Linked DNA regions of Homo sapiens: region 2 is linked to region 1. A link is a loop called in an ENCODE intact Hi-C map of the cell type or tissue named here. Cell type or tissue: Caco-2. All regions are shown on one strand. Each heading gives the region's core, and the rest is flanking DNA. Links, peaks and the distances in the headings are about the cores only.

Region 1 (6,174 bases), core at 580-5,579:
AAATTGGTGTGGCAATTTCTCAATGAAAACAGAATTACCATTCAACCCCCCAAAGCCATTATTGGGTATATACCCAAAGGAATAGAAATCATTCTGCCATAAAGATACATGTACACGTATTTTTGCTGCAGCACTACTCACAATGGCAAAGATATGGAAATTATCCTAAATGCCCATCAGTGGTAGGCTGGATGAAGAAAGTGTGGCACATATTCACTATGGAATACTGCACAGCCATAAAAAGGAACAAGATCATGTCCTCTGCAGCAACATGGATGGAGCTGGGGGTTATTATTCTAAGCAAATTAACACAGGAACAGAAAACCAAATACAACATGTTCTCACTTACAAGTGAGAGTTAAATGATGAGAACGCATGGATACAAAGAGGAGAAAAAAAGACACTGGGGCCTACTAGAGGGTAGAGAGAGGGAGGAGATCAATGATCAGAAAAAATACCTATCGGGAACTATGCTTGTTACCTGGGTGATGAAATAATCTGTACACCAAACCCCTATGACATGCAGTTAACCTATATAACAAACTTGCACATGTACCCTGAGCCTAAAATAAAAGTTAAAAACAAAATTCCAAGTCTTATATATAGCAACAGTAATCTGTACCGCATCATATTGGTAGAAGAATAAATGTACAGATCAATGGAACAGAATAGATAATACAGAAACCAGAAATAGCCCCACATAAGTATAGCCAATTCATTTTGAAAAAAATTAAAGAGCAATAAATAGAGAAAGGATCATCTTTTTAGCAAATAGTGATAGAGCAATTGTATCTCCATAGGGAAAAATATATACTTTGACTTAAACCTCATACCTTACACAGAAGTTAACAAAGTATTTTATAAATTCAATTGTAAAATATAAAACTATAAAACTTTTAGGAGAAAATGTTTGTGACTTTAGGACTCGGTAAAGAGTTTATTAACATGATACCAAAAGTACAATTCATAAAAGCAAAAAAATCAACAAATGGACTTCAACAAAATTAAATACTATAGTTCTATAAAAGGACCTGTCTCTTTCTGCATCTACTGATAATAAAATGAAAGAAAATAAACTGCCAAGTGGATGAAAAGACAAACCTACAGACTGGGAAAAAGTATTTGCAAACCACATTTCTGACAAACAACTTACATCTAGAATGTATGAAAACTCTCAAGAGTCAACAATAAAAATAATCCAAGCACAATACATGAAGATTTCACCAAAAAGAATATATAGATGGCAAATGAGCACATGAAAAGATGATCAACATCACTAGCTATTAAGGAAATGTAACTTAAGGCCACGATGAGATCTCACTATACACTTAGTAAAACAGCTAAAGTAAAAGAGTGTTAATACCAAAAGCTGGTGAAGATGTGGAGAAACTGTATACCTTACACATTTCTGTGGAAATATAAAATGGTTCAGCCATCCTGGAAAATAGTTTGGCCATTTCTTTACAAAGTAAACACACATTTACCATATGACTCAGCAATAGTTCCCCTAGGCATTTTTCCCAGAGAAATAACTCCATACAAAAATCTGTACAAAAATGTTCATTGAAGCTTTATTTGTATTTACCTCAAACTAGAAACAACCAAAATATCTTTCAACAGTTGAACGGTTAAATAAATTGTGTTACATCCATACCATAGAATACTACTCAGCAATGAAGAGGAACTACTGATACGTGCAACAACTTGGATGAACCCTGAGAAAACAGTTTTAAAAAGCTAATATCAAAATATTACATGTTGTAAGATTCCATTTATATAGCATTTTTTAATGAAAAAATTTTAGAGATGGATAACTAGTTGATTACTTGGGATTAGGAATGGAGAGTGGGGAAGGTAGATGTGACTCTGAAGGAAAAGTCTTTGAGGTAATGGAATACCTCTATCTTCATTGTAGTGATGTTTCCACAAATCCACATATGCAGTAAAATGGTGTAGACATATACACACTCATTGAACCACTGCCAATTTTTTGTTTTGATATTATATTATGGTTATGTAAGATATAATCACTTGGAGAAATTGGGTGATATGTACATGGAGCTTAACTGTACAATTTTTCAACTTCCTGTGAATTTGTATAAACTGTACAAACTGAATTTGTATAAACTGTATTTGTATAAAACTCAAAATAGAGACTTTTTAAAAAGCTAATATAAGAGATGTGAAAATCTGCAGAGCTCAAGATCATTGTGAAGGTTTTTTGAGGTAGATCTAGAGCAAACTGTTAGAAATGGAAATCATTCTGTAACTATTAGCATAAGAACTGCTTTCATTAAATTGCTTATAAGGCCAATGTCAATGGGCCATGGCAGTTTCTTTTATATGAATACCGAGTTAACCTATGTTAAATTAAAACAATAATTACAGCAGTCATTGGAAGTTTTAATTTAAATTGTCACATGTGACAGGATTTTCTTATTTTTGTGGCTGAATGCTATTTCATTGTATGTTTATACCACATTTTCTTTACACGTTTGATATGGTTTGACTATAGGTCTCTGCCCAAGTCTCATGTCGAATTGTAATCCCCAGTGTTGGAGCAGGGGTCTAGTAGGGGGTGACTGGATTATGGGGGTGAATTTCCCTCTTGCTGTTCTCATGATAGTGAATGAGTTTTCATGATATCTGGTTGCTTGAAAGTGGGTAGCACCTCCCCTTTTTCTCTCTTCTTCCTGCTCCAGTCCTGTGAGATCTAACTCTTTCCACTTTACCTTCACCGTAACTACAAGTTTCCTGAGACCTCCCCAGCCATGCTTCCTGTACATCCTGCAAAACTGTGAGCCCCCCCTTTTTTTTTTTTAATAAATTACCCAGTCTCAGGTAGTTCTTTACAGCAATGTGAGAATGGACTAATACACCATTCTTCCATCAATGGACATTTAGATTGTCATACAGTATAGATGAACCTTGAGGACATCATGCTAATTGAAATAAGCCAATCACAGAAGGACAAATACTGCTTGATTCCATTTACACAAGGTATCTCACCTAGTCAAACATAGAAACACAAAGTAGAATGGTGGTTTCCAGGAGCTAGTGAGAGGGGAAAATGGTGAGTTGCTGTTCAATAGACATAGAGTTCCAGTTATGAAAGATGAAAAAGTTCTAGAGACAACATTGTGCTTATAGACAACAACCCTGTACTGTACACTTAAAAATTTGTGAAGAGAGTTGATCTCACAGTGTTTTTTCAATACAATAAAAAGTTAAATTGCCACTGGAAATATTTTTCTATATCAGTGCTCTTTCAACTGCGATCCACAAATTGTGCTAACAATAAACTCCTTGTTATGGGGTTTGTGTCAATATAAAGAGCTTAATCACAATTCACAACAGCACTAAGCATTCTGTTTCACATATCTGACAGGTTCTTGGTAGCAAGATTTTATTGATGAAGATAGCAATGCATTATATTACATTTTGGATCAAGCTTCTTATCTCTTAGTGTAAGGGTAACGAACAGTTTGGGGAACAGCTACTTTGAGTAGTGTGGTTACTTTTATTCTTTGTGAGTCATTTCAAACATAGATAATCAAATACAGAAATTACAAATAGAAAGGCAGAATGACTTCCTCCTCTGTGCATACACACACACACACACCACCCCAGAAAGCTCTACCTTCTGGCAGGCACTTTGATTGCTGAGATATGAACTGTAATGGTATGTTCAAAGGAGTTCAAAGAAAAATTTCAAAATCAAGAGATTAGTGCCTTTCTTTTGTTTTGTTTGCTATCCAGAAAAAAAGATTGTCAAATTTGTTTTCTGACATCAAAGAAACAGTCCATTTTCATTCATTTTTTTTTTTTTTTTTGTATTCTGTTCAGTGGAGAGTATGGCCAAGCCAGGACTTAACCATTCAATGACCAAGTTAATGCGATAACTAATAATCTGACATAGCTCAGAAATTGAGTACTTTTTTTTGGAAAAATGTTTTGGTTGACAGGCAGTAATACAGCTGCACACCTTAAGTTTCTGGAAATGGTGTCACTAGAAGTAATTAGCTCTTTCCAAATCTGTGAAGTAACTTCTTGTGACATCTTCAAATACTCCACATTGAAAGCATAATGGTATAGGCCATACTATTTTTACAACTCAAGTCTTCTCTTTATATGGCCTGAGGCAAACATCAGAGTGCCTCATAGCATATGTTCAATACATACCTGTTGAATTGAGATAGTTTGGTGTTATGAAAAGAGCATGGGCCTGGGAACATGAATATTAGGTTCTAGGCCTAGAGCTAACAGACTTAGTGGTGTGACCTCAGTAAGTCATTAGTTGACTTTACACTTTGATTTCCACTTAGTGAAAATTCAGGTTAGAGGAACAACACAATACATTACTTTTAAAGGCATCTACTTATCTTGCCTAATAAACACCATCAACCAATTTCCATACTCTTAAAATAATTTCTTTACTGGTCTCTAGTGAGGAAATTTTAGATATACATATAAATTTCACATCTACTGATCGTTCCAGGTAAATCTTTTTAAAAGATTTATTTGATCATTTCACTTTTGAGTGTTAAAATTGAACAATAAAACAAACAAAAGTTCACTACCATTCTCTAAACAAAGCTCAAAATGTTGACTTTCAGTTTGGCTTTACAAAATCCCCATTAGCCATTAACAGCCATTATTCTCAGTCTTTTATTTCATTCTGCTGTGAAATTAGTATTTATTCTAGCCCAACAACATCCTGCCCTTATCATACCTGGCTAAGCTCTGCTGCTGTGTTATTGGCTTATAATATTCCTTTAACTTAGAAGTCTCCTCCTTTTCTCCTTTTAACCCTTGCTTTGCCAACAATAGTTCACATTTATTGAGTGCTCACTAGTACCAGCAAATACACTAAAACTTTTACAACATTTTCCTGTTTTTAATTTGCACAACAACTCTCTCAAATAGGCAATATTATTAGGTCCATTTTCCTAATAAAAAAACTGAGATATGGAGAGGTTAAATAAATGTTCCAAGGTCAGGCAGACAGTATAGTAGCAAAATGGGAAATGAGATAAAAATCCATTTTATAGGAGGTAAAAATATGTTTTATAGGTATTAAAAATACATTTTATAGGAAGCATAGACTTCTCAAAAAGAGACCAAAGGAAAGTCATTAAGATAGCTTCAAAGGTTATAGTAATTATCTCTACTTTAAAAATAATTAAAATTTTAAAAATAACTTTTATATTCTCCATTCTGTTTAATTTATTTTTTAAATTTAGTATCAGCAGAACCTTAAGTTTGGCAAAAGATAATAATAAGGAAATGAAGAGAACATCATTTTAAAATATAATAATGGTTTTCCAATTCAAATACAAAGCTAAAATAGTATGATTATTTCATATTACTTTTTGGTTGTAATAAAAATAATAAAACCAATTTTTACAAGGCTGAAAAGAATTTCACTAGAACACTGATTTTCTTAATATTTTAAACAAAAAATTATGTTTCCTTGAATATAAATGATCTGATCCCAACACAGGGCCACTTAATTAAAGGATGACTTTTGTATTATTAAAGCTTATCTATATGTATGTATATAGCTTTTGCATTCAACTAGTTGACTAGGGAAGGCTTTCAAAAGATTTAAGAGGTATTCATTTGTTGAACTAATGCTTTATATTCACCTTTGGGAAATAGTTTAAGCCTGCTGTGTCAATTAGCTTAATTGATAAGAACTTCAATTGGTCCTGGAGTGTGTTAATTTCCTGAGGTGAGCCTATTGAGAGAATTACTTAGAGAAACTTTCACAGTTGGGAAACCTTTCAAATGCACTTGACTTAATCTGGGATTGGGTTACCACACTTTCACACATATTAGATGCCCCAAATAGTCCTTACTTTAGCACCTTTGATGTCAAGACAATCTTCTGCTCCCTCTTTCTCAGTTTTCTTCTGTCACTCACTTAGACAAGAAGGACAAAAATTAATCCTGATTGTTACAAAAGGTAAAATTTTCAGTGCTTGAAAATTGCTCTTTAGTGTAAGGAAGAACTTCCTTAAACTTTTCTCAAAATTATAAGATGTGTAGTTTGGAGGTGGGTTACGAATATGCCTATATGTGCTTCTGTTTACCCACATAGATCCTTTACATATGCAATACTATGTTATCATAGCAGATCTATGAATTACTTATTTCCATTTTATAAATGCA
Region 2 (6,174 bases), core at 750-5,749, 61 kb before region 1:
AAATCATTTATTGCAGAAAAGAGCTTATCTCCAGATAGTGTCTGTTTATGTGATTATGATTACTTTTGTCAGAAACTGTGTAATTGACAATAATTTTCTTGCTAATCTAATTAAGCTATGAACAAATGGTGGAAGAAATTGCGAAGAATTCTGGGTAGAGCCTTGGGGCCTTCTTGATAGATATTACTGATGGTACTAAGTTCATTGTTCTGAGTCATTATTTTATGCATTGGATGGTGAAGAGAGATTTGAAATATCATTTTTGCAGTAGTTCCATGTTTAAACTCCCAAACATCCTACTGGTGATTTAAAATAAGAAAGTTTTTAACATATGATAATATGAAAAAAAAAGAAAAACAGGAGGATTTAGGTAGCTGGCAAACTAGCAGTGAATCGAGATCTGTGTCCTCACTGCGTATGTCCCCCTGCCTCTGACCCTCAGGACCCCAGGTGTTTCCACCTGTCTCTAATGGAGGGCTCTCACCCCTTTCTAAGACCAAGTGAGTCTTGGGCTGGAAGGAAATAGCAGAGTTCTGGCTCTGAAGCCAGTTGCCTTGGCACTAATCCTCATTTCTTTTACATGCTTAAAATAATCACATTTTAAAAGCAAATATCAGTACATGCCTGGCAAGCAGAAGTATATGTGGAGAGACTACAGGTCAGGCTATTTACAATCAAAGCTGCTTCAGAAAATCCTAGATTCTTGATTATTATATCTATGATTATTTTACTCAAATATCTGTAGATAAGCCCCTCCCCTTCCAGTCCTTTCCAGCCTCACCCTACTTGTACATTGCTTCAGTCAGTCATTTATTCACAATCAATTTACTTAACCATTCAATAAATATAAATTGATGTTATACTTTTATATCCACCACAGTTCTAAATGCATCAGTAGTTTCCCAAATACCTGACATACTTCTCCATTTGATTTTTCTCAATACTTCATTCTCCTTTTTATGGCAGTTCACATGTTTTCATTAACAATTATTTCCATTCAAGTATTTGTGTTCAGTCATCTAGATGTAAACTCCGTGAGAGTGAATATCACGTCTACCATTTATTCTAGCTGTGCCCACCACATACCTGGTTTAAATTAGAGCTTTTCAATACACGTTCATATAATAAATTATTCAATGGAAAGATCTGTTTCATATTCATTCTTTTTTATCAAGTTCAGGTATACGAGGCAAATGTGGAATAGATAACTAATTAATTAATGTATTCAAACTTTCTATTTTTCACCCAATAAAGTTTGTTTTTTAAAAATTTTTAGTCAGATCATCTGTTGAATATTTGCAGCTTTGCTCCATAGCCTCATACTTTTTCTGAAACCCTTGCTCACCAGACCTGCCTGTATTGTACTTGAACATTGTGTCTTCTATCATTACCCTCCCTCCTAGTAACCTGCAGCTCCTCTCCTAACTATTCAGATTTCTGTATCTAACATTTTCTGTTCTGCCTCTTCCTAGTCCTGGCCAAGTCCTGGCGTGGTAGCCTCTATTCACCCTGTGCTGAAACCCCTGGCCTCAGAAGGTCTGTCCTGTCCTAAATCTTGCTACTGGGGCCCAAGTTTAAATAAGGCCACATGATAACATTTTTTGATTTGAGATTTTGAATTGGTTAATTCTACATTGTACTCAGCATTTTCCTTAAAATCCTTTTACGTCATATGTTTCATTTGGAATGTCTATCTTTCCATGAAAATTAAAAATCTGTGAAGGCCAGTGACTGTGATATGTTTTTTTCCACTTTCCATTTTCTCCCTGTCATCTGAGCATCTAGCTCAGTGTATTATTTATAATAGTGACATGATGCATAGATAAAATAAAAACTAACTAATAAAATAAGGAAAAATGTGTAAGATGATTAAGTATTTATTATATAACAACTACTCTCAGAAATATGAATTATTTACAAATCTATGTTCTTAGTGGCATCTACTCTATTAAGTCAATCTTGAGATACAAAATTAGACTCATGTGAGCCTTCCAAAACATTTGGGTCTTTTAAATTGAGTAGACTATTAATTTTAGATTTTTTACTATAAATTTTTAAATAAAATTTCAACTAAGATGAAATTATCTGTAGGCTCTCAGCTATTATTGCTATATAACAGATGTACAAGAAAGATATATAATGTAACTAAAGTATGATATTATTATACATTTATAAAGATCTTTATAGTTTAATAATAATCATTGACTGCATTTCTCATTTAATCCTTAAAATACTACTGTGAGGTGAGTATATTATCTCCATTTTTAGGTATGGAGCTCATTTTAGGTATTTTAGAGATGTTAAGCTGGCTTTTCCCAAAATAGAAAAACCAGAACTTTTGATACTATATTTAATACTTTTCCTACATGAATACCTTATCTCTGGTTTTGATGCTTGGAAATATTTAATGAGCTAAGCTTTGTTTTTTTTTAAAAGAAATCTTAGACTCCTTTATTTTTTTATCAGTAGGTGAAAGCTTGATACTAATATATATTTAATTTGAATCCATTCAGCTCTTGGTCTATTGTAAACACTTAAAAATTAATTCTACAGTATGTTTCTGAATTATTATAAAATCATGATGAATGTCACAGGGGAGCTATGTCTATTTGAGCCCATGGCATGAGGGTAAAACAACTTACCAAGACAGTTGTAGATAAAGAGAGGTTTATTAGAGAAAGTATGAAAGTATGAAAGTATGTTACAAGGGAGCAACAGGCAGGATCAGCAGAAGAGGAGCTGACTATGAGGAAACAAAGGCTTGCTGGAGATTTTACAGGATACTATTTATGCCGCATGCTGTGGAGGGCTTTGTGCAATACTGATAACTCCAAGGTTGTAGTGAGCTAACCTGAATTTTTTTTTTGTATCAGCCAAGGGTCTGGTGATAACTGGGCGCAGAAAGATTGTGAATTATTTGCGCAGGAGGGCTATGTGTCCGGGACCGTGAAGTAAGGCAGACTTGTAGCTAATCTGCTTCTTCTTTCTGCTTTCCCCTGCTCCCACCAGTCTGACTTCCTTTCCTTAAATAGGACACCACAATGAAGATTATATAAAGGTAACAACCTGTGAAAGTCAAATCAAGTATTAGAGCTGGAACAAACAGAATGCATCCAGACCCAGTGTGGTCAAATGACTTGCCCACGGGCATTGCATTCTTAGAGTCAATATTCGGAAACGAAATTTACTTGACATGACACTTCTCTACACCATATTAGAATTCATGAAAATATAAATATGTCTTAAACACTTTTTTACGTTAGGCGCTCCACACCTGCCTCTGTAGGTCTACTTGTCGGGGTCACATATTGTTGCCGACCATCTCTGCCAGCAGATGTCAGCACCACATGCATATACTGACATTTTTATTAGGCTAAGAGACACCTCATAAATAAAGGCAAGAAAGGATGGTTAAAACTCATGAGGTAAATCTATTTTCATCTATAATACATACAGTTAGCTTTCATGTGGATTTTCTAATTATAAATTTTGATAATTTATGTTTAAAATGTTAAATGCTTTTATCACTTGCCTATTACGTATGTATGTCTGCATTTGTACCCTTAATTTTCAGTGTTTAAGGCATGTTTATGAATAAGACAGTAGAAAAAAAGGAAGAAAGTGATAGGTATTGGGTCACGCACCTTGTGGGGATACTCATATATAGTATCTCCAATTAAAAAGTGAAATATCACAAATAAATTAGTCATCTTCCAACTTCGTGTGGCAGTTTTACCTTTAACATACTATTTTTTAAATCTACTTTTTTGTTAATATAAAGAAAATTATGAATCATGACTTTACTAATTCATACATGTTAAGTGTTTGGCTAAATGGGGGAATGTAATAAAGTATAGTGAGTTTTTCTTAAAGCAATTTCAAGGTTTCACATGAAAGTTTCAACATAGAGGCTTTATATGAAAAGGAGCTCAAACAATTTTATTTCACCAGTGTATACAGGTAACATGTAATTTTATACTAAAAGTAAATTTAGAGATTTTTCTAATCTATTTTCATATTATAGATAAGGAAATAAAGCCCATAAAAGGTTAAAGACTCTTAACAAATTTTCCAAATTCCCAAATCATGGTATCTGAAGGGGGCAGAGATTAGAATTTATTTCTCCTAGGTCCCTATTCTGAGTCCATCCTTGTGCACCAAGCCTCAAGGCCAACATATTACCTGTTAAATGAATCATTCTATGTCATATTAAAAAGTATTGCACAATCACCTCTTTTTCAGGAAAGTGTGTTTTTAGAATCAAGACCATGAATTGTATCTTATTAAAAGCTATTTAATAGCAAATTATATTGCCTATTACTTTAATATTTATATTATAGGCACTTTATCACTTGTAAATAAATAAAATTGTATAGCACTAAATAAAGATGCCTATTCTCTTAGGCAATCCGATCAATCAATCAATGAATCATTGAATATATTTTCAATATAGTGAACAGAAGAACACACAAGGTCCTAAATTTGTAAAAACTTATGATTTAGTTGGAGAGATAAAATAGATTTATAAAAATTAATTGACTATATAGAGCTGAGAAAAGCTCAATGAATATAATTTGTGTTGGAGTTTGTAAGGTGGTGGGAAAACCTTGACATACCTAACAAATGAAGATAGGGGAAATTAACTTAGGATTTTTAAAAATAACAAGCATTTAAGTAGGTGAGAAGTAAAGAGAGATAGGCAAATGCATTGTGAGAAAACAAACCAATTGGAGAAAACCAACCTGAACTCTTCAGTTTGAGATGAGTGTTTCAGGAGAAATAAAAATGAACATATATGCATTCCTTAAATTATTTTTATTGTGTTTCTTACCTCATTCAAGAGCTAATGGTCCTTTTTTGTAGAAATGTGGAATCTTCCTACCCATGAGCATGGAATGTTCTTCCATTTGTTTGTATCCTCTTTTATTTCATTGAGCAGTGGTTTGTAGTTCTCCTTGAAGAGGTCCTTCGCATCCCTTGTAAGTTGGATTCCTAGGTATTTTATTCTCTTTGAAGCAATTGTGAATGGGAGTTCACTCATGATTTGGCTCTCTGTTTGTCTGTTGTTGGTGTATAAGAATGCTTGTGATTTTTGTACATTGATTTTGTATCCTGAGACTTTGCTGAAGTTGCTTATCAGCTTAAGGAGATTTTGGGCTGAGACAATGGGATTTTCTAGATATACAGTCATGTCATCTGCGAACAGGGACAATTTGACTTCCTCTTTTCCTGATTGAATACCCTTTGTTTCCTTCTCCTGCCTAATTGCCCTGGCCAGAACTTCCAACACTATGGTGAATAGGAGTGGTGAGAGAGGGCATCCCTGTCTTGTGCCAGTTTTCAAAGGGAATGCTTCCAGTTTTTGCCCATTCAGTATGATATTGGCTGTGGGTTTGTCATAAATAGTTCTTATTATTTTGAGATATGTCCCATCAAAACCTAATTTATTGAGAGTTTTTAGCATGAAGGGGTGTTGAATTTTGTCAAAGGCCTTTTCTGCATCTATTGAGATAATCATGTGGTTTTTGTCTTTGGTTCTGTTTATATGCTGGATTACATTTATTGATTTGCATATATTGAACCAGCCTTGCATCCCAGGGATGAAGCCCACTTGCTCATGGTGGATAAGCTTTTTGATGTGCTTCTGGATTCAGTTTGCCAGTATTTTATTGAGGATTTTTGCATCAATGTTCATCAAGGATGTTGGTCTAAAATTCTCTTTTTTTAGTTGTGTCTCTGCCTGGCTTTGGTATCAGGATGATGCTGGCCTCATAAAATGAGTTAGGGAGGATTCCCTCTTTTTCTATTGATTGGAATAGTTTCAGAAGGAATGGTACCAGTTCCTCCTTGTACCTCTGGTAGAATTCTGCTGTGAATCCATCTGGTCCTCAACTGTTTTTAGTTGGTAAGCTATTGATTATTGCCACAATTTCAGATCCTGTTATTGGTCTATTCAGAGATTCAACTTTTTCCTGGTTTAGTCTTGGGAGACTGTATATGTCGAGGAATTTATCCATTTCTTCTAGATTTTCTAGTTTATTTGCATAGAGTTGTTTGTAGTATTCTCTGATGGTAGTTTGTATTTCTGTGGGATCAGTGGTCATATCCCCTTTATCATTTTTTATTGCGTCTATTTGATTCTTCTCTCTTTTTTTCTTTATTAGTCTTGATAGC

The links. Peaks named below come from ENCODE experiments on the same cell type or tissue, not always from the same donor. Only the 100,000 strongest peaks of a DNase experiment are listed, where the experiment ranks them.
Region 2: a loop joins it to region 1, with 2.2 times the contacts of the local background. A loop is called at or near these places in 2 of 110 quality-filtered maps.

What each region holds. Positions count from the first base shown.
Region 1 is chr6:95,802,744-95,808,917 of GRCh38, reverse strand. No RefSeq gene overlaps it. Among named protein-coding and RNA genes, the nearest start is that of FUT9, 210 kb to the left of the region's middle. RefSeq lists an enhancer at 5,205-5,971. In Caco-2, for the core only: no CTCF peak of the experiment used is centred there; a DNase peak (open chromatin) is centred at 3,637.
Region 2 is chr6:95,864,084-95,870,257 of GRCh38, reverse strand. No RefSeq gene overlaps it. Among named protein-coding and RNA genes, the nearest start is that of FUT9, 150 kb to the left of the region's middle. In Caco-2, for the core only: a CTCF peak has its summit at 3,306 (motif pointing right); a DNase peak (open chromatin) is centred at 3,317.